Linked DNA regions of Homo sapiens: region 1 is linked to region 2. A link is an interaction called in ENCODE POLR2A ChIA-PET data of the cell type or tissue named here. Cell type or tissue: IMR-90. All regions are shown on one strand. Each heading gives the region's core, and the rest is flanking DNA. Links, peaks and the distances in the headings are about the cores only.

Region 1 (11,850 bases), core at 1,618-9,617, 82 kb after region 2:
CTATGAAACATTAAAGATGCTTAGATAAGAAAAAGGATTGTTCTGTTTTCTGAAATGTGTAACTCCCACTTATTTCAGCATAATATAAAATGAAATATTCACTTGCTGATTTTAGAGAGAATGGAACTTTTTATAACCCTTTTATGGGAGGATGCTATCAAATCCTGTATAACCACAATAAGATATCAGTTCATACTAAGACAGCTATAATTTAGAAGATGGACCATAACAAGTGTTGGCAAGGATGTAGAGAAATTGGAACCCTCATACATTGCTTGTGGGAATGTAAAATAGTGTGATCATTATGGAAAATGATTTGGTGGTTCCTCAAAAAGTTAAACATAGATTTGTCATATGACCCAGCAATTCTACTCCTAAATATACAAGAAAATTTAAAATATATGTTTACACAAAAACCTGCACATGAATGTTCATAGCAGCATTATTCATAATAGCCAAAAAGTGGAAAAATCAATTGAAGAATGAATAAACAAAATGTGGTATGCTCTTATGATGAAATACTACTCAGTCCTAAAAAGAAATAATACATGTTACTACATAGATGAACCTTGAAAACATTATATTGAATGAAAGAAACCAGACACAAAAGGCTACATATTGTATAATTTCATTTATATTAAATGTCCAAAATAAGCAAACTATTAAGACAGAAAGTCGATTAGTTGGGCTGCATGGGAGGCAGTGGGAAGTGACAACTAAATGGGTCAGGATTTATTTTGAAAGTAATGAAAATGTTCTGAAATTGGATAGCGGTGATGGTTGCATGATTTTGTTTTAGAATATACTAAAAACCATTAAATTATATACTTTATTTGTTTGTTGTTTGTTTGTTTATTTTTGAGACAGAGTACCCAGGTTGGAGTGCAGTGGCGTGATCTCGGCTCACTGCAACCTCCACCGGGTTCGAGTGATTCTTGTGCCTCAGCCTCCAGAGTAACTGGGACTACAGGCATGCCCCACTATGCCTGGCTAATTTTTGTATTTTTTGTAGAGACAGGGTTTCTTCATGTTGGCCAGGCTTGTCTCGAACTCCTTACCTCAAGTGATCCACCCACCTCAGCCTCCCAAAGAGCTGGGATTGTAAGTGTGGACCACCACACCCAGCCTTAATCATACACTTTAAAAAGGTGAATTTTGTGGTATATGAATTATATTTCAATTTAACAGAAAAACTTGTATATGTGGGAAGTAACTAATTTTAGAAAAATAACTATTATCTTTTAGAAAAAGAAATTTTGTCTTATAATCTAAACTTCTTCAGCTTATAAAATATCCATCAAAAGGATAGTGCACATCAGCTGTTCCCTGTTCTGTAGAAAAGATGAAATAAAAATAAAAATGCTAAAATTATAAGCTTCATAATACATGGTTTCTTCCTGTATAAATTTTCCTGTCCAGTGGAGTAGGCAGACATACAGACAAATAATGACATGACATGAGATACATGGAAATAAATAAAGAGATCTATACAAGGTATGATAACAGAGGAGAGAGGATGTACATCTGAGTGGCATCAGGGCTTAAGAAGCATCAAAGATAGTATAATTTCATCTGAGTCTTGATGAAAGAATGCATATTCACCAGACACACAAGGTGAAGGCCAAGCATTTCAAGTTGTGGTAACACATGCAAGACAGAGATCTGGAAGAGCATTTCAGCTTCATAGATCTGCAAGTCTTTCTGTTGGGCCAGAACATAAGAGCTTTTGCAGACAAGCTGATGAGGGTTAAGAGGTATTATTCTTACAATGAAAGCAACCATAACCTCCCTCATGGGAGATAGAGTCATCAAAGATATTGTTCAAGGATGTGAAATATTCAGATTTCAATTTAGATAGATTATGCTGGCAGAAATGTAGGGCAAGAATTGGAGGAATCCAAGAATGGAGTCCAGGAGATCCTTAGAGAATAAATGGTTAAGGCAAGGAAATGATGAAGTGGAATAAAGATAAGGTGACCAGCTACAGAGGTACTTAGAAAGGCATGTGAACTGGGGAAAGAGGAGGAATTGAGAATGACTCATCTCTGACTTAGGCAGGAAGAACAAGGTTTGTTTGTGTTTTTTGAATTTGTAATCAAATTGCATTTAAACTTTAATATGGAATTTGAGGTGTCTGTTCCAGGTATAAGAAACCTAGAAGGCAGAGCTTTGAGTTTGCAGTTCAGTGAAGAAAGTCTGGGCTGGAGATATGAATTTGAGAGGGTTTAGAATATACCTCAAGTAGTGGGAATGAATGAGGTTGCCCAGGAAAAACAGAAAAAAGGACAGAAACCATCAGAAGCCCAGATTAGAGGTAAGACAGTACAGAGATGGCACATATTTCTCAATAAGTATTTGTCAAATAAATGAGCATATAAAAATCATATTTGCTTCCAAGGATAGCAGACAGGGTGAGGGGAGGAATATGGAATCAAAAGAGGTGCTATCAAATCTTTTCTAATTGTTTGTATATCACAATGAGAAATAAAAATCCATTTTTCTCAACATTGTCTGGACATATTATGTTGGGAGTTTTCAGCTCAGAGATGAGATTGCCAGAAAATAAGTATGAATAGAGAGAAGGGAGCTGAAGACTGAGTCCTGGTCAGGAGGCAGAGGCAGCTCAAGCAACAAAGACAGACAAGGCAGCCAGTGAAATAGGGCTCAAAGCAGATCAGTGTAGTGATTTGAAAACCAAATGAAGAAAATGGTGAAGGGATGGTCAGCTGTGCCAAATGCTGCTGATAGGTCAAGTTAGATGAGGACTGAGAATTTTATGCTGGATGTGGCAAGACAGAGGTCATTTGTGACCTTAAAGAGTGCTTTTCTGTGGAGTGGAAGGGAAGAAAGCCTAACTGCAGTGAGTTCCAGAGAGAGAGTTCTGTGAGAGAGTAAAATAAATTTGGCAAATACCTTAAAAAGAATATGTAAAAAGTTACATAGATGGGTAAATAGATAGCTGGACTCCAATTTTGCTTAAATGGGATTTACATATCCAGATAAGATTATGTAAGATTTTATTAAAATTCTACAAACTGACAGGTATAGAAAGATATTTGTTTTGAAACATTTTGTAGAAATATTGCTTAAAAAAATCAAGGAGGTTCAGGTAAAAGACCCAGGCAGAGAATGAGGAGGAGAAGAAAAGAGAAAACAGGGAATTCTACCATAAAGGGGGAGCAGAAAAATGGGCAAAGCTGAGGTGGGATGTGGAGTGGAGGGAGGGCTCTTTATAAATATAAATAAATATATATAATATATATTACGTGTAATATACACACACACATACATATATATATAAAAGATTGGAAGGTATCACAGCATGTATTGATGCTTTGGGGATGAAATAAAGTGTGATTATACAGAAGAGGCAGGGGATCAGCAAAGGCTCACAGAAATTAAGGAGGAACAGGACCTGGTACACAAGCAGAGAGGCAAGAGCCATGCTTATCCCCTAGAATGGCAGGAAAGGCAGAGCATGTGGGTCCAGCTGTAGGAAGGGTAATAGATTTGGGGGAATGTAATTTTGCAGATAAGGAAAAAAGAGAGTCATAAATAACTTGCCAAGAACCAGGAAACCAGAATAGCTAATTTAATATCCATCTCAAAATTAATGTGGCATATGTTAAATGTTGATCTAAATGGGACATAGTATCATTATTTAAAAATAATAGTATTATCTTTGTAAAGTAGTTCTAGTCTCTTTGTAAGTGTAAGAACAAAACGCTATAAAAGTTTGAATATAGGTGGAAGCAGTTGGTTTTAACATACCAAATAATGAAAGCATTTACATGGGAATCCATGTGAAGGAACTTCTAATACAACTGCAGGATTTCTATGGTCAGTTGACTAGCCTGACGTTAAACAGGAAGCCATCATAGCAATATTTATTTTAGGGATACATATCCAAATCAAACAAGCTCAGAGGGATACACTTCCTTGCAAAATGAATGGAAAATAAATAGTCTAATAGCTATCTTCCCAGTAATAGTATATTTTCACAAATCGCTTTTAAATAATGACGATTTTAGATAGGAAGTATTCAAAATTCTTCATCAATGAATACACAAATAGATGAATAAATCTTAAAAAAACATTATGGATCCTATGAATAGTTGAATTATTCTCAATAAATGACTTACCTGCCCTTCTAGAACATTGCCCGTTTGGGTCCTAAAGCAGCAAAAACAGTTTTATAAATTCTAAATCCTTTAGCTTTTGTAAAATCATAATAATAATATACGGGATAAATCTATCTGAATAGAGTCACATTTTTACTAGATACTGGGAAAGGCTTGAACAAGCAAGGTGATTTGGATTTCAAAAGGCATTTAGGAGATATTTTATCTCTTAAATTTAAACTTAATAGTGGATACGATTATCATACCTATTCAGGTTTTTACTGACTTGTTTTGCAACTACATTTTCTTTACAGTTAATAATTAGGTTTCCTTTAAATTAAAAGGTTTGGATGCTGTTTCTACCTTTTATAAGGGGATAATGTGGCTTAAATAATCTGGGCTTTTAAGTCCAACAGGGAAAATAATTGTATTTAAATAAAGCACTTTGTATATAGTGATAGTCAATAAATATCTGCTAATTTGGTTTCAACATTGTAGCTATTTCACATGATGTAATAAATGTTTAACATAATGAACTATGAGTTCAAGGATGAGTTGGAAAACAGTTGCTATAAGATTCATCAGGGACAACACAGTGAAAAAATTCTGACCAACAGATTGGATGTCCTACTTTTTATTGAATTATTTAAAAGATAAATTTATTGTTTATTTTAGTAAATGCAAAATATTAAGACGAAATCTCTCTGGAATTCCAAAAGCCAATATTCTAGCTTTCATAAGAGCGGGATTAGTTTTTACCACTTTACTCCAAATAAATACGCCATGAATACTAGTTGGGATGGAAAATAAGCAAACTTAAGAAGACATAAAAACTAATTGCTTTTTGTTTCATTTTTGAGATGGCGGTCTCACTCTGTTGCCCAAGCTGGAGTGCTGTGACCAATCATAGCTCACTTCAGGCTTAAACTCCTGGGCTCAAGTGATTCTCCTGCCTTAGCCTACCAAGCTTTTAATATATTTTTTAAGAGATGGGGATCTCACTATGTTGTCCAAGCTGGTCTTGAATGCCAAGCAATCCTCCTACCTCAGCCTCCTGAGTAGCTGGGATTACAGGTTTGAGCCACTGCACCTGGCCCAAAAATTGCTTTAAAAAATATATATAGTAACTTGATTATAGGCCATAAGTAATCATTTAACAGATAAAAACTTTTAAAGTTTTTAAGTAAATTAGGTTCCTATTTTATACTCTATAGTATATTCAAGGCATGAGCTTACTTTTGGAATATAAATATAAATAAAATGATAATTCACAAATTGCTAATTGCTCTTCCCTGCTAGGTCTTTGAACAAAATGCACATGGCATTTTAGGTTAATTGCTTAAGATAGTCTCAATTTGAAACCCCATATTGATAGCTCTGTGATCATTTAAATTCAGAATATCTTTTTTAAATTATGTATATTTTCATCATCTACTTAAGGGTCAAATGTTGTTTTTGAGCTTAAAAAGTATCATTCCTAATTGAAATAAATTTTAATGGCTGTGATTCCAGTGGTCTTTAAAAGTGCATTAAAAGTAATTTGTGGTCTTGGCTTAATTTGTTGGCTTTTTAAAATCTTTTAAGCCTTTTTAAAAAAATTGTAGTAATTCCATATGGTGTTAAAATATGCAAAGGTTATACAGGAATTCATACATAAATTATGTACCCATCTTCACTCTTCACTTTTCTTTGCCAAATAAATTATTACTTGAGTTTCCTGCTATCACAGGATACATATAATTTCACAAAACATACAATATACAATGTTAGGGAACTAGAACTTGATGACTTCAGATGCACAGGCATATTTGAATTGCTAAGTTTTTAAACTAATGTGGTCTTCAGAAGGGCTGTATTTGACTTGGCAGGCCCCTATGTATAAACTTCTGGGTTTGCAAGACAGTCCTACCATTTTGATACCATGAGTCAGGCCTGTCTTTTTTTAATGTGTTGTATTGACTCAACACCAGAGTTATATTTACAGCAGAACTGTTGATTAGAATAAAATGTGGATGGTGTATCGGTTAGAATAGTTTCACCTACAAATAACAGAAAGCCCAACTCAAACTAGCCTAAACAATCAGGTATTAATTGGCTTCTCGTCTAGAAGAGAGACTGGAAATATTTTACTTCTGGAAGAAGAGAAGGAGGGCAGGTGATTTTATTCTGTGGTTCTAGCTCATTTCTCTGTTCTTAATAGAAGCTTCATGTTCAGGGTAGTAGCAAAACAGCTATAGAAGGATCCTGACAATGTTCGAAGAAGAGGGTCACACTGAGAATCTCTCTCATTACAATGATGAATGCTTCTCAAAGAATCCTTTGAAAATCCACCCTAATATTATTAATTGGGTCACACATCATCTTCTGTACCAATCACTGGCTCTAGGAATGAACTTAGCCTTAGATACAGCAAAGTCATCCCTGGATCCAGCAGTGAAGTCAGGTCCTCCTTAGGCCCATGTGAGGTGTGAGACAGTAGAAGATACCTGCATAAGGCCTGGATATTGTTAGATGAAGGAAAATAATGAATGCCAGTAGAGAGCAGAAATGTCTATGTCAAATGGTGATTGGTGGTCACATGTAAAATGTAGCCCTCCAAAAATCAAAAGCAATACTCTTCCATACATAAAGGATTTTTATTCTGTAGCTGTAGAATGACTCAGAGTTGGGAGACTTTTTGCAATTCCATCTTTCAAGTTCATGGGGTGCTTTTAAACTTTTTTTGAAAGGGGATACATACCAGGTCAGTCATTCTGTAGCAACTATTTTTTAAATCAGTCTGTAACTTTGGAAATGGTATCAAACATTCCATTTGTTTCCCCTATTTGTTACTGTGCATTTCAAAGTATATATTTGCTAACCTTTATTCAACCAAACTTTAACAAGCACTTCCTATATTTAATGCATAATACTGGGCGTTTTTAAATACATCTATTATACATGTTTGACACATGTATGATTCATGTTAAATTGGTAGAGGAGGTGGAGTTTAAGATGGATATGCTGAGCTACTTGCTAATAGGAATGAGTGATTTATTGTCGCAAAATAAGAGATATTCAAATTGTTGTTACATTACATCTTCTATTTATATTATATTTTGATTTTGTCCCTAGACTAGCTACATTTAAGCATCCTACTAGTAGTATTCATACTTCACTTGTCACTTGATTTGTGTGACCTTAATTGATGTTTATACAACCCATTATATGATTAGAGATCATCCTCATAAACATCTAGAAGAAATTCTTAAGCTCTGTAAACCTACTTCCTCATTTATAAAATGGAAAGAAAATCTACCTTACTGAATGTGGGAAAGTTTAAATGAGATGAGGTGTGTAAAATCTTAGGGCCATGTCTGACATAAAGTATTCCCTCAACAGGCCAGGTGCGGTGGCTCACGCCTGTAATCCCAGCACTTTGGGAGGCTGAGGTGGGCTGATCACAAGGTCAGGAGTTAGAGACCAGCCTAACCAACATGGTGAAACCTTGTCTCTACTAAAAATACAAAAATTAGCCAGGTGTGGTGGCGCATACCTGTAATCCCAGCTATGCAGGAGGCTGAGGAAGGAGAATCATTTGAACCTGGGAGGCAGAGGTTGCAGTGAGCCAAGATTGCACCACTGCACTCCACCCTGGGTGACAGAGCAAGACTCTGTCACAAAAAAAATAAATAAATAAAAAATAAAAAGTGTTCCCTCAATAAAAGATAAGCAACTTTTGGGAAATGCCTATTGATGCAGACTCCCAATTAAAGAAGTTAACATTCTAAGGGTAGGAGGCATATAAATGCAAGTCCTTTAATTTCATAGTACTGTATTACAGAATTACTGTAATTACTGTGTGTGTGTGTGTGTGTGTGTGTGTGTGTGTGAGTGTGTGTGTTTATTAACGGCAAGAGTAAAGAATATGGAGACTGGTATAGTCTAGTTTAAATTTCCAAAAGTACCAAAAGCATAGGCTAGAAATCTCTTTGTAAATTTTCTGACACTAAACAAATGTTGTCTGTAGCTAGTATGACCTGCTCCAAAAACTCAGAGAATGAAACAATTGTACATATTTCTTATTTTATCCTAATCATTCAATCAAAAAAATCTTTTTAATAGATAGCCCAGCATACCCTCTTAAACTCTACCCCATCTTTTCCCTTACCCTGACCTTCTTTTCCCATTTACAGAGAACCTTCAGGGATCGTTCAATCCTGAATTGGTCAATCCTTGCCCAGAGACCAGGGGGAAAGGGAAGTGAGGTCCAGTCAGCCTACTATCACCAGTTTTTCATTGCCACGTGTCACTGTTGAAACTTGGTCTTGTCAGTTCCTCAGACCCTTTCTGGGCTGGTCCAAGCCTCTGCTCTGGCTTCAGGGATTCCTCTCACTTGGATTCCTGGAGTTCTCTTTGTTCACAATGTCTTGTTCAGTCATTATTCCCCAAAAACTTGATACTACATCTGGGCCGCTGGAGGCCGAGAGGCTTCTTGCTTAAATAACAAGCTATGTCACACCAGTCCTTCCCCATAACAACACCTGGAATCTTAAGTTTAGCCTGGATTGTCCAAGGCCATCCACTTTCTTAAAAAAACAAACAAACAAACAAAAAGAAAACTTTGTACCTAGGCATGCTATTGTCCTTTTTTGTTGCCACGTGTTGGTCAGAATCATCCTAGTCTTCCCTGACAGGTCCCTCTAACTCCAAATTTCTGGACACATGTCTTGGTCCCCATCTCACTGAGCTCCTGGGCTCCTCATGCAAACTACACATCAGGGTTTCTAAAGAATAACAATATGGAATGCCTCCTCATCCTATATTCACATAACTAGGGAAACCACTCTTAGTGGTTTCACATGGCTACTGTGACAAATTAGCAGCAATGTATTGGCTTAAAACAATACAAACTTACTCTCTTACAGTTCTGGAGATCAGAGGTCAGAATTGAGTCTTACAGGGCTAAAATTAATGTGTCTGCCGGTCTGATTCCTTTAAAGAAGGCTCAATTCTTTGCCTCTTCCAACTTTCAGAGGTTTCTGGAAATCCTTGGATCACGGCCATATTCAATTGTTACATGGTCTTCCATTCTATATCCAACCACCACTACGTCCAATCTCCATTTCTAAATTACATCACCTTCTCCTAAATTTAGCCCTCCTATCTCCATCTTATAAGAATGCTTGTGATATTTTAGGATAATCTGGCTAATACAGGATAATGTCCTCATCTCAAAATGCTTACCTTAATCACATCTGCAAAGTGTCTTTTACTACGTAAGGTAACAGGTCCTGGGGACTGGGATGTAGACATCTTTAGGGGCCCACTATTCTGTCAACCACACCACTCAAATAATTCTTTTCACAGCAAAGATTACTTCAGGGAGACCTTCTGTTTTCACCCTAGGCATAGTGGGAAGAAGCAGAATTCAAAGATATGTCTCAATGGGCATTTCCTTTAAATTTCACATTAACCAGCATCCTGATTTGCACTTTCTTAGCCACATGGCAGAGGGAGAAAATGTATCGAATGTATCAAAACTGCAGTTTTTGTATCCAGTAGGTTACTAAATAACATATAATTAGAGGAAACTATGATCAAAGGCATGATTAGAATATAAAATTCAAAATGTGCCCTTTCCATGGTCTATCCTGGGCCTCTCCTACTTATTGCTTGGTCTTCTGAAACCCAGGAATCAGACCATCCCTTACAGGTCTCTGATTGGGTTCAAGCCTGTCTACCTTTGAAGGACAAACTGCTAAGTAGGTTAAACTATTTCAGTTGGGCACCAAAGACATACTACCACGAGTTGTACCGAGCAACATGCCTATCTCAAAGGTTTCGCTGACTTTATATTTATTTATTATTTTTTATTGACAAAAATTCCATATATTTATCATATACAACATGATGTTTTGAAATAATATATACCTTGTGGAATGGCTAAATCAAGCTAATTAACATGTGTGACTTTATATTTTTGTCTTGGCTTTTCTCAGAACAACAACAAAAAAATTTAATGTTAACCAATTAGAATACCCATTCCTCTTAAGTATTTTATGCAATCCTAACTTCAAACATAACCAACAATAAAAATAAGGAGTAACATTTTTGGTCATTTAATATAAGCATTTATTCATTGGTAACTTTATTGGAAAGTACCCAGAATACTAGGTTGAACTAGATGAAATTGCTAATATTTGCCCAGTATTTTGATAATTTCATATGACTCAACTTATTATAGAGTCTGTCAATGATGGCATTACAAACTCCAGCAGCATTCACCTGAAGCTCTACAAGGAACAATTGATGACCTTCCAAAATACATTCCTTGCTCACCCCCAACTCCACTCCCAGGAATATGTTGGTGTGTTGGGTATCTTCTGTTTGCCTGCCCGCACCCATCATCCACCCTATCCTTTGATCCCAGGAGGCTGACCTGTATGGATTGTTCTGGCCTTATGGCATCCAGTTGGGATAGAAAAGCAGAAGATCAGAGGACAAGAGGGCAGCAAGATAGCAGTGTTAATCCACCCTCCTCCTACTCCCCTGGGTCATCCCTGGTTATTTGCAGTCCTTTCTAAAGGTCACAGCTCTTGTCAGACACTCTACAAACGGTTGCCCTTGGAGTTCTGTTAATTTCTCTTTTCCCTTGCTTCTTCAGTTCTAGGAGATGTAATGGCTCTCTGGTGTTGCTAGTCCTAGGGTTCTAAATAATCTCTTATTTTTTGTTTCTTTGATCCCTCTCCTGTACTTTTATAAATAATCCTTTCACCTCATTTTAGCTTACCTTCTATTTTCTTCAGAAATCTTGACTGAACCCAAGAGAAGTTTTCTAAAATAGTAACTCCCACACGTGAAACTGCATTTCATTTTGTGGGTACCATTTCTCCAAGCACCTCTGGACTCAGATAGAGGGTGAGGGATTGTGAAGGATATTCTAGGCGGCAGACCCAGCCAGGACTACACGGGAGTTAATGAGCCTTCAGATGATTCCAATTCTGAGCCTTCAAGTTTTCTATCTGAGACCCCACAGGTAGTGGGTTAGAGACTCTGCGGTGTGGTACCCTATCTGAATTCCTGAACTACAGAAACCATGAGAGAGAAAAATTTGTTTTAAGCCACTAAATTTTGGGATAATTCGTTACATGGTTACATAGCAACAGAAACTACTGTACTTGTCCTCTCTTGTGTCTATCATCTGAGGATCTCTCAACCTCTTTCTCTCTCCCTCATCTCTGATGCCTGTTGAGAATAGGAGGCACCAGCATTCGATGAGCCCAATCTTACATCAGACCAGGTTGACTCATCTCTCTTGTTTTCTAAGTCTTTCTGAGCAAGGCTTCACGGTATAAAACAGTGATCAAGTGTCCAGAGTCTGCAGCTGAACTGCATGGCTTTGAGTACTAGCTCTGCCACTTGCTAGCAGAGAAACCTTGGCTAATTATGTAATCTCTACATGCTCCAGCTTCCTCACCTGTAAAATGGTAATAATCACACATATCTGATAGGATTAGTAGGAGGATTAAATGAGTTATTACTTGTAAAGGTCTTAGAAGAGTGCCTGGAATACAGAAAGTGTGACACAACTGATGAATAAAATAATGCAGGACACATGCAGTGTGCCGGAAAATGACCATTATCCTCACAGGCAAAGCAGAAGAATAGGTTCAACTCACTGAATCCAGAAAACCTTATGGATGGCTTAAGAACCTAGTCTATTCTGAAGTATTCTAAGGCTTTTTAT
Region 2 (11,850 bases), core at 1,868-9,867:
CACCTGGCTAATTTTTTGTATTTTTAGTACAGACGGGGTTTCACCGTGATAGCCAGGATGGTCTCGATCTCCTAACCTCGTGATCTGCCTGCCTCGGCCTCCCAAAGTGGTGGGATTACAGGCGTGAGCCACCGCACCGGGCCGAAACTGCATTTTTCTAATCATGTTCTACTTTCTGTCAGAAGGTTATCTAATCCCTAATTCAAACTGTAATACAAAACCCAACCCTATTCCTGTTCCAGGGAGATCAAACAGCTTGAAGATACCTCTCAAATCCATCTTCTGCCGAGTGTGGTAGCTCACACGTATAATCCTAGCACTTGGAGGGGGTGAGGTTGGAGGATCACTCAAGGTCAGGAGTTTGAGACCAGCTTGGGCAACAAAGCAAGACCCCATCTCTACAAAAAAATAAATAAAAGTTTAGCCAGGTGTGGTGGCACACACTTGTAGTCCTTCCTGCTAAGAAGGCCGAGATGGGAGGATCGCCTAGCCCAGGGTTTGGAGGCTGCAGTGAGCCATAAAGTGAGACTCTGTCTCAAAAAAAATTCATTATCTGCTCTCTGCATTCCTCAAGAGACATAATCTAAATTGCCAAGCCCCTCCCTGGAGAGATGATAAACAATAAAAAGGAGAAAAAGACACCTCAACAAGTGAGAGGGTAAGCAAATAAAAGACAGATTCTGCACATTGAGGATGCACACACATACACACTTGAATGTTTATCTAGGTTTTGACTGAATGCCACATTTAGGAAATTTTAGAGAAATTTATATAGGCTAGACATGAATCAAGCATGGGATTACCTGTACTGTAAGTAATTATAAGTCTGCAATTACCATTAGTAAATGGTAGTTGTGTGTCTTCTAGGTGGTCTTGACAAAATTAGTCTCTGAGTGGAGAGAGCTGCATTCCTACATGGGTGATCTGCTGCTTCTGAGCTTTTTACTTTGGTTGCTCTCAGACATTTAACGGTCATTTAATCAACCTTAAAGTACTCACTGAACAAACTCTAACTAAACATTGGGACTTAAGTGCTGAAGTTAGTGAGATATTGCTCCAGGGAAATTGATGTTTTTAGTGTTCCTAGGGCAACGGTTAATCTCTCCCAGCAGCAAGTCTGTTAGAAAATAAGGGAATGGGAACATTAAAACCCTTTTAAATTAAAGGAAACACCATGTTTGAAGATTAAGGTCCATGGAGCGATGCAATCGAACACATAATTATACAAAAGAGCACGCTGTTTAAATAATGACATCTTTACTCAGAAAAGCAGAAATCAGGAAAATTTCACTTGATTAAAAGGTTTTTTGTTGGGCAATTTTGGTTTTCTCTTGTTTGCATGTTACTCTATGGTTTTTCAATACATTTTATCTGCTGATCAGCCTAGAGATCTGGCTTCTGAAAAACCTGAAGGAATTATGTAGTCCTTACTGCAACTGAGACAAATCTGGGTGCAGAACTGTAAAATATTTAAGCAAATGCAGAGGAGAACAAAAAAGACTATTTATTTGCCTTTTGTTTTTGCCCCCAAGTGTTCTAAGACCCTACTATTCTAGGAGCTACCTTTCCTATTATTTAATCTCCATTTATTGATAAACCTGGAAAATAGAGATTCTTCTCCTTTAACAGAATATTTTCAAAATCTGAACTGCAGTGTTTTTCTTTAAGTCTGCAAGAAGTTAGACTAGGAACTAATAAACTCTTAGAAATGGGGATGTCCTTATTTAATCTTTTTCCTCTCATCCATGGTGAGCAGAAGGTTGGGGATTGGAAGACACAACTAGTCTTGGTTTTATGTACCTTACTGGGCAGAGGAATGAAGCCTTTCTGTCTTCATGAGTCTGTTGCATAATGCAGATATAAGAAGGATCAGGCTGTTATCAGCGAACATAATGTTTTGCTAATTGATGACACTCCACAGAGACGCAGAGATTTAAAAGATATTACAGAATAATGAGTGATGCTTCAGAAGGAAATCTGATAGTAAAGTTAAAAGGGAACAAAATCACATACACAGCATAATCTGCCAACCACCAGATTAGAAATCTCCATGGTTAGGTTGTTTGTTTTTTCATTTGTTTTTGTAGAGAGGGTACAGTTCTAAGTATCCAAGATGCTCAATTCAAGGAAATAAGGAAAGCTCATGGGCCACTTAACCAAATACAAAGCATCATGCTTTACACTGCAGGGGACTTCAATGACAAGAAAGTCCTCAGGAAGTTTGTATCCTGTTAGAAACAGGTTCAGAGATTTGGGGGTAGAGGTTTTGCGGTATAGGCTGACTGTACCAGCTCACACCACCTTCTTCGTTTTTAAACAAGTTCATGTGGTACCATGATCTCCTTCCAACATCTGCCAAAAAATAAAAGCTTTGTTTTTCTTTTCTTTTTTTTTTAACCTAAGTAACCACAGATAGGAAACTATTTTAACAAGGTAATTTGAAAAACAGTTCCTTGAAGAATGAGAGTCCCGATGTACATAGAAACTAAAACGTAAGTAAATGGAAATTTCCCAACAGTGCATTTTGTGACTCCGGCTGACTTCTCTAAGATATGTATTGATTTTTCTTTTTAATAAATGTGCTATTTTCTTTATTTGACTTTAAGTTCTGGGATACATGTGCAGAACATGCAGGCTCGTTACATAGGTATACATGTGCCGTGGTGGTTTGCTGTACCTATCAACCTGTCATCTAGGTTTTAAGCCCTGAATGCATTAGGTGTTTGTCCTAATGCTCTCCCTCCCCTCCTATTTTAACACCTACTCATCATATTCATCAATGGGCAGCCAATGCAGAAGGATTAGGAAGAAAAAGGGTAATGATTGCCTTGTAGATAGGAAGAAAAATTATCACTCGTGATGTGTTTCAAGACAGTCCTTCTGCCAGTAGTTTTAAGTCTTTGGGGAAGGGAGAGCTCCCAGTGCTTTAAAAAAATATATTAAAAAAAAAAAAGATGCACGCAACTTATTTATCTTGCCTGAGTCCTTTTTAAGGCCCAAGAAAGAGAAGTAGCATTTTTCTAAAATTTTTCTTGTTTAATAATTCTATTTAGAACTACCTTACCTCTTCATTATTCTTAAGTATCACCTTTACACATCTACTGTGTTAAAGCAAACAAAAAACAAAAATAGAAGATGAGAGACAACTTAGCAAGTTCAAACATATTAAGTGCTTTAAAAAAAAAAAAGACTTGGTAAAAGTTATCAAATTATGTGTTCTTTGGTAAGTCTGTATCTTAACTATACCCGCCCCTGACCAAAAAAAAAAAAAAAAAATCTCACAATTGAGAACTATATTACAGTACATTTATCGTGAAAGCGCTGTTTATCAACTGCCAATAGAAAAGAAAAAATTCTCAGAGGCTTAATCAGCATAGAGCTTCTGAATCCCAAGCTTGAGCTGCTGAAAGCAATGAACAAAGTTAAGAAGCTATTACTTGTAACTTTAGATTCTGGTAAATCAAACAAACAACTAAGTGTCTTTTCCCTAAATTATTAACATTTTCAGGTATGTTGAGATTATTCAGAGGTTATTTTTCAAAAAATTCTTAAAGCTCTGGCAGAGGGTTGGCAACATCTCTATAAGGTTGTTTTCATTTACGGAGCGGTATTGAAGAAGAAAAATAAGATCACCTTAGTTCTGTATTATAAACAGTCTAGCTGACAAAGAGCTTTCACAAGGGTATTTGTCTTGGTGAAACAAATTGGCATTGTCATAGAGGAAACTAATTTGAGGAAAAATGATGCCAAAGAGGAAACAACAGAGGAATATAAATTAAAAAGCAGCACAAGGAAGAGGTTTAGCAACTGGCAGTAAATAAGTTTATTCATGGTCATTTATTGACATTGTACTTCTAACAACACCATGCTATAAGTAATACTAAAAACATTTATATTTTATAAGCACATTTAATATTTATCCAAAGTCTTAGGAAGCTGTTCACAGAATTTAATAGGCTTTTAAAGTATATTTGGTGTAAGATTCTGGATATAGCAAATATAGTAGAACTTTTCTACTTTTATTCCTATTATGTTTCCCCTTTCTCTTTATAGGTGTTTGGAGGATCATATGGCAGAGTGTTTGAGGTTCCATATTCACATTTGGTTACTAATTTGATAAACTCCTAAGTTATGATGATTGCTCTTATATTCGGCTAAGACAAAAATAGTCTTAGTCAGTGTGCTGGAGCTGTGCATCCTGCTTTGTGAGAGCCAATTGCTAAACTTTCTGGAGGTTTTCTAGCTGGTTGATATCCCATTGGTAGTTTGAACTTGGCCATTATGGGAGCATTGCATACTGGTTGATCATCAAATACTTTGAATCAGGACATCCCCAACCCTGCCCTGAAAGCTGGGTAGTGAACGTTTACCAGCACACCACTGGTAAGAGCTATTTTTTAACTTTTTTATAAAATGCCAAGAAAAATAAAAATCATCTGTAATTTAACTGTGATCAAAAGAACCTTTAAAATATTGTATCTTTAATAACTTAAGAATTTCAGGAACTGGTGCTATTACATTTAAAGAATATGGACCAATCAAATTATAGCAGATTAGTCTTAGCAGGAAATAATTCCATTCATTTTACCGTTGGAAATGATGTCTTTCAAAAATATATATTCACTTTATTCAGACACATTGGTGAGTCTCTCCATGTAGCTGCAATCCCTTTCTGCTGTTCGTCTCCTGTTTTGAGGATTTAGCTTGCTTGGTTTAGTAATATGGCTTCTTAAGAATATGTGTGTCTTATAAGTAATTTTATATTTGAAAAAAACTTACATTATTAACCATTTTGCATTATACCATTGAAGTAAGACGAAAACATCAGATGACAATAGCATATCCATGGCATGCCATGAAGTGCTAACTCTATAAGCATATGTGATGACTGTATTCCATATGCAATTCCAGGATACAGTTCCAAGATCTCCAGTGTCCAAGGCACCCAACAGACACCACAAAATGTTAAACCCCAAGGTGTGCCCTGACCAATCATGCTACCTTTTCAATCCCAACCTAAGCTTTACACTAGAAACTGTATCTACCATTTCCCCTGACTTATAAGTTTAGATATAATTAAAAATACCACATGCCTATCATCTTTCAAACTGTGAGCTCCTTATTTTTCAATAACTAACAGCCTGATTTTTATGGATATTTAATAAAGTGATATAAATTAGTATAGTTATAAATTTCCAGTGGATAACCAAAAGATGTTGACTCTGCACATAAACCTATAAAAATTTTCTCTTAACTAAATTGTTATAGGTAAAACAAAGTCTTTTCACTCATTTTGGCTTCAGTTTCATGTTTGGGCAAGGCACAAAGCTAGTAAAGATATCTTCTCTTATTTTTCCGTTGAAAAATAGGCCCTGGGTCACTGCGTAATAAATAGTTAGGGCCTTTGTGGCAGTGTTCAGTTGAAGCCAGATTATGAGAGTGTCTTCTATGTTTAAACATGGAAAGAGTTCACAGTGAGGTGAGAGATCTTAAACTTGTCTTTTTTCCTAGGTTTGCCTCTTGTTTAGTATCCCTCAGGAAATGAGCTGTTAAGGGATGTGCTGCCACATCAAAATTCTGAAAGGAGATACCTTAAAACCACCAAAGTAAACCTTCCTCTGTGGATAACTTTAGCAGGCTGAGTATAGCACATTTCATCACTGACCAACCAAACAAAAATAACTAAAGCTGCAGTCTCATTCCAGAAGCATTTCTGAACAAACAGTTTTCTCCAGCCTCAGCTGTGTGGTTTCATATTTAATCACTTCAGCATTTTGCTGGTTAAACAACTCTGATATGAAATGTGAATCCCAGAAAGTGTTGTGTCATTCCAAATAGCTAGAAAATCAGTAATTCTTTTCTTTTCTGTCACTTGTTATTGATTCAGAAAGATCATTCCAAATCCCCACTGTTTATTCTTTTCAATACATTGTCTTGCTCTGTGGTTTTTCAGAAACTTTAAACAGCAGTCCTATTATCTATTTGTAAGTGTTGTCTCACTTCAGATAACTGCTTTAAACAAATAATCTAAGCTCAGAATCAAATTTATGGCATCAGAATGAGACTCCAGCCCCCCAAGCACTGGTATCTATACTCCACGTAACACATAAGAACAGCGTTTTCTAGGATAGGCAGTGAAAGGCCTCCATATTGCTGAACTCTTGCCTCTTCTCTGATTCACATCATCACCATTATTTACAATTTTTCTCTAAATTGGCTCTTTAATAAAAATATGAATCAAGCATCATTGTAAGATTGTAGACATTATGACCCTATTATCTTTCTTCAATTTGCTAAAATTCTACTCTATTGACTTTAACTCTGAAAAGTTATAAATGGTGTTGGGGTTTAGAAACCAATATCCCAGGACCAGGCGCCGTGCCTCACGCCTGTCATCCCAGCACTTTGGGAGGTCAAGGCGGATGGATCACCTGAGATCAGGAGTCCGAGATCATCCTGGCCAACATGGGGAAACCCCGTCTCTACTAAAAATACAAAAATTAGCCGGGCGTGGCCGTGTGTGTTTGTAATCCCAGCTACTCGGGAGGCTGAGACAGGAGAACCGCTTGAACCCAGGAGGCAGAGGTTGCAGTGAGCCGAGATCGCGCCACTGCACTCCCGACTGAGACTCTGTCTCAAAAAAAAAAGAAAGAAAAAAGAAACCAACACCCCGAAATATGGCACTCTGACATGCTGAACTGAAGAAGAGGCTCAAGGTCTCTCTGACCTACTCTTCCCCACTCCTCCTATCTCTCAATCTTCTGGGTCTCCCAAAGCACAGGATAAATCTGTTCTCTGAAGTTTCTTATTTGCCTAAAGTCTGGACCTGACAAATAAAAAATAATTACCTCTGGTCCCTTCCTGGAGATTTTATTAACTGAGCTCATCACAGAAAATAAGACTGAAGTCTGTCAACAAACCTGGACGATTTTGTCACAAACCACTGCCCGCTCTGTGGGCCCAGTAGACTTTGTCCCAGTTCATTGTATGCTCTTCAAGTCCATTGAATTCCCCTAAAAATCATTTACTACCCCGCTAAAATCATCTGCACTTCTCCATCACCCTTTCCTCTACAAAGTAGTATCTGTACCTCATTGGGATGTTGGGTAATCACGCTATGATTGTCTCTCATACATGTTAATAGATTTGTATGCCTTTTCTCCAATTAATCTGCCTTTTGTGAGCTGATTTTTCAGTGAACCTTCAGAGAGTGAAGAAGAAGTTTTACTTTGGCCCTTCCAATGGCAAATGGCTTTTTCTTAGAACATACAAGATACTAGAAACATTGCTGCTTTCTGTAAACCAATGATGTTCATGAATTTGAGCATGTGTAATCACTAAAGAATGTATTAAGACAGCCTATAAGCTAGTTGGTGTGATCAGGCTGTATCCACCACTTTTTATCCTCTGTGAGGGAGTGACCAAGTGTCAAGTACCACTGCTGAATTCTCCTGCAATGAACTGGATTTACCCAGAGGCGGACTGAAATGCAAGGGTTCCCTATCCATATACCTTTGATTCTGAATAGTTTGAAGCCCTGTATTTTGTATAACCTCAGAGTATCCAGATATGAAGCAGCCTAGCCCAGATGAAAGCTTAATCAAATGAATCTCTAAGTAGACCAAGCAGAACTAACCCTTTCCATCCCTTTCTCGGGGTCTAAAAACTTAGAGCTCTCTACATCCTTCTCGCTCTCTCTTATGCAAAGGACCACAAGGATGGCTAAATACTAGAAAGAAAAGTTTTACTGGTGATATCAGCTTGCAAACTGGGAAGAGACAGTCTCCAAAGTGAATTGAAGGTGCTCTCTCTTCAAAGAGGGGAAGGAAAGGTTGAGTTTAATGTCTCACAGGGCCTGTATTATATATATCCAGCAGGTTTGGGAGAAAGGCTATACATATTTAAGAGGGAAGCCAAGAGCATGTGCAATGGGTAGACATATATAACAACAACCTCATGTTCACTTTGGGGTGGGGTTTTAGCATTAAAATGAGGGGGAATTTGGCTCTTTGTGTCAGAACATGGATACAAAGACAGCTTGTATGCAGTCTCTATGAACTGGCTGAAACTGGCCTAGCTTATCAGGAAGGAGTGTCTATAAGGCTAGTCCTCTGTTCAACCAGAGTTGCAGTGGTCTGGGTTGTAAATCAAAGTTAGGAGGGTTCTGACAATTTGCTTGATAGATCCTGTTATTAGAGAGTGTAGCAAGAGTGTGGTTTTTCTTATAGCTGTAGGAATTTAGGAAGTAGCCATGCCAGCCAATTCCTGAACCCTCAACCCAAAGGTAATTTTGTTTCCTTAACCTTTGAGTCCATCTTAGTTAATAAAGGGGCATTTATTTTGGTCTCTCAGATCACACTGTTATCCCCAGATCCATTTTTAAACTGCTAGGAAACTCTGGGTAGACTACATATCTATATGGACCATGTAACTATATGATCATTCTCTGGGTGTGTTTGGGTTCTTCACTATGAAAAAAACCATCACAGATCCCACTTCACCACTTGATTCCAGGTTGGTTTCCTTTTAAGTTCCCAGAATATTATGGAAGCAGATGAAGAGGCCCCTCACAGTTGGTCTTACCTTCTGATGCAGGTATGTTAGTGTTAGACGCTCCCATAGACCTGAGTCACACTATGTCCATTAATATAGTATGTGATGCAGAGACTTTCTTCACATTGACAGTGACAGTCTGGGTGTTAGCAGTGGTGAAGACCTACAGGTCTGCAGCAACCTCAATTCTTGCCTCTTCAGAAGAAAGGATTTGACCTAAGGGCAAAAGGCAGAGGGAGAGACCAAGGCATGTTTCAGAACATGAGTGAAAGTTTCCTAAAAAGTTTAGAGCAGGAATAAAAGGAAATAAAGTACACATGGAAGAGGGCCAAGTGGGCCACTTGAGAGATTTGAATGTCTGATTTGACCTTTGACTTAGGGTTTTAGACATTAGCATTCTGCACATGTACTGGCCTGCCAGCACTTGGGAGGGGCCGCATGCACAGTGTGTTTACTGAAGTTGTGCACGTGCTTATTTGAGGTGTTTTTCCCTTACCAGTTGGGTGTTCCTAGAGGGAGGTCATATACCAATTAAACTCCACCATTTTGCCTTTTAATACGCAGGGTTGAGCCGACTCGCCCAGCTCCTGAGATCTTACCAGGAAGCTGCTGGTCATCTGTTTCAGCTGTTTTCTATCTATAGGGAGACTGCCTTTTTCTGGTGCTGGCTGCAACCAATTATTTTAAAGAGACAGTTTAACCACTGCTTGACCATCACCTGATGGTCACTTGACATTTCTGGTTGTGGGGAGCCTCTTGTGCCCTGTTCATGTCTGCCTACCTACCTACTGTCACATGGGTACTGAGAATAGGTCGGGTTTTTTTCCTCCTATTGTTTTTCATATTTTAGCCGTAAGTTAAAATCACGATACTGATGTGTTTGTACTGTTTAGTCAACACTGGTAAGTTCACACTGTCAGCATTTTTTTATCACTATTTACCCCTAACATTTTTTTCAAACATGCCTTTGAACCAAAAGAAGAAGGATAATTTTTCCTATTTTTCCATTTTCCTTCTCCATCTCCCTGTCATTTGGGCTGCTGTTTTGTAGAACACTCTATAAAGAAATGGTCTCTCAGAAGTGATGAAATACAAGAATTTAAAACCTCTTAATTGCTATGTTTGTTTCAAATCTTACAACACTGAATTCTAATTTAGTGCTCAACATTCCATATTAACATTCCAAGCATTCTTTTATCTAGCAATGATGCAAAATATCAAGCTGAAAGTCAATCACAAGAAGACATAACATTATTCCCACATGATTTAGGATTTGTTTTATTTTGTGTTCAGGTACCTGGGAAAACATTAGGAAAAAATATTTGCCATTGAAGGAAATCAAAATATTTCACCCCAAAATATATTTATTTGAAATATTTAAAGATGGCTGTTAAGAAGAGCTAGAAATACACGAATCGATGAAGATGTCTTCTGTCAGGGAGATTTGCATTTGGAGAGAAAATCTGCACTGATGCAACCAGGCTTTCTCCAAGGTCCTCCTTTGTGCAGATCCAGGAAAGATTCACTGACAGTCTGATACTTTTACAGGCCTAAAGGAAATATTTGCCATCTATACTCCCTGAAGGCTGCTACGTGTGAGGTTCTTCTACATAACAAAACCACTTTTCCTAGCCAGGTCTTCTTCTCCTGCCCTCCTAAAACCTGATTTAGCACCATAACCTTTTTTGGGGTCATGCTCTGAGCCCTCATTCTTTCAGTAACCTCAAGATGGTATATGAGCTTCCATGCCCCCTTGAAGGGTTGGAGTAATTACTCTGTGACTCTCCCCTGTGCACACTAATAAATTTCTATGACCTTTCTCTTATTAATCTGCTTTTTGTTAGTTATTTTTCAACAAACTTTTACAAGGTGAAGGGAAAGTTTTCCCTTGGCCCCTATACCATTTTCAGGTAACCTCCATGTCCATCACGCAATGTATAACTAATTAAACAGAATTTTTAGGATTCTTTTTACGATCTAGTGGAATCTTTTAGTGTGCTATAGAATGCATTAAATATGTCAGCTTATCTCTCATTTTTCCCAAGTTTATGATGTTGTGCTTTTAAATAACTGGCTAAAAGTGGAAAAATGATTCACAAACATTGTTTATGTTTGCTTTTGCCTGACTAATGGCAGTTGTATGACATGGCCCTGGCCAATGCGTAGGGAAAGCTGCCAAGTACACACAGACAGGCCAAACATCCCTAAAGATAAGCAAGTTACAATGCATGGTCTGTGGTGACACCAGATACCTGCATGAAGTAATTCTTCAAGATAAAAGAAATTCACTTAAGGGAAGTACAGCTTGTGTTAATAAATTTTCCTCTGGTAATTGATATTTTCTCATGAAATTCCAAAAATATCCTGCTGGATATTCATAACTGTTTGGGCAGATTTTCAGTTAAACGTCCCAGTTAATTTAGATGAGGGCCAAAAGTCACAAGGAGACATAGAGCTGACTTCCTCTGTCCCATACAAAAGCAACTGGGAAACTTTGGTTGATGCCTTGCTTTCAAATGGGTGCAAAACGTTGTTGCATTAACTTGGTAAGAAACTTAAAACTATTATTAAGAAATAATCAAGAGTTTAAAAAAAATAACCAGGCTTTATGGAATAAGCCGAGATGTAGACCTTTGGCTATAATGACAGTAACCCTGGGGTGAATTTAACCCAAAGGTGTTGACACCTTAGTAAAGATAAATGAGATTGTATCAAAGCGTTTTGACAAAATATTCTTTACTAATTTTGTATAGTTTGTTTTAAAGTATGTTAGTTTAGTCTTTAGCACTTTAAACCATATTTTAATGTCTTCTACACATAATTATTTAAATACCCCCAGCATGGACTTACCAGACTCTTTCTAAGATTAGGGTGGTGGATTGAAATTGTTATTGTAATCACTTGGGTTGGGACAAGTTCTACTTTTGGCACTTGAGTCAAAGGAGAGGAATGGCAATGCAACAGAGTGAAATCACCTTTACAAAAATTATGACACTGAAAGAAATCTGACCTAACTGACTTCATTTTGCCTCTAACCTCCAAGCTGCCCTTGTTCATTCCTGGAAATAGACCAAGCTAACTATGGGAGGAATTTAATTTATAGTTCAACTTTAAAACAAAGATGATCACAGCCCCTTCCTGAAACTAAACACCCTCCACTGCCACCTTTGTAAAACTAACCACAAGGAGTCATGTAGCCAGAGGTCACAAGACTTGTATCCACCCCAATTGCCCCTGTAAGATAATATCACTATTGTAAAACCTAAGATTGGTGTTTTGAGGTATTTTTCAGCCCCT

What was found. ChIA-PET counts read pairs that join two places held together with the same protein. Peaks named below come from ENCODE experiments on the same cell type or tissue, not always from the same donor. Only the 100,000 strongest peaks of a DNase experiment are listed, where the experiment ranks them.
Region 1: POLR2A ChIA-PET joins it to region 2 with 20 read pairs; 4 of 35 experiments call an interaction of 5 or more read pairs at or near these places.

Annotation. Positions count from the first base shown.
Region 1 is chr4:119,647,336-119,659,185 of GRCh38, reverse strand. No RefSeq gene overlaps it. Among named protein-coding and RNA genes, the nearest start is that of PDE5A, 24 kb to the right of the region's middle. In IMR-90, for the core only: no CTCF peak of the experiment used is centred there; DNase peaks (open chromatin) are centred at 1,625, 2,015, 3,885 and 5,995; H3K27ac peaks cover 4,419 bases.
Region 2 is chr4:119,729,168-119,741,017 of GRCh38, reverse strand. No RefSeq gene overlaps it. Among named protein-coding and RNA genes, the nearest start is that of LINC01365, 69 kb to the left of the region's middle. In IMR-90, for the core only: no CTCF peak of the experiment used is centred there; DNase peaks (open chromatin) are centred at 5,667 and 7,337; H3K27ac peaks cover 3,395 bases.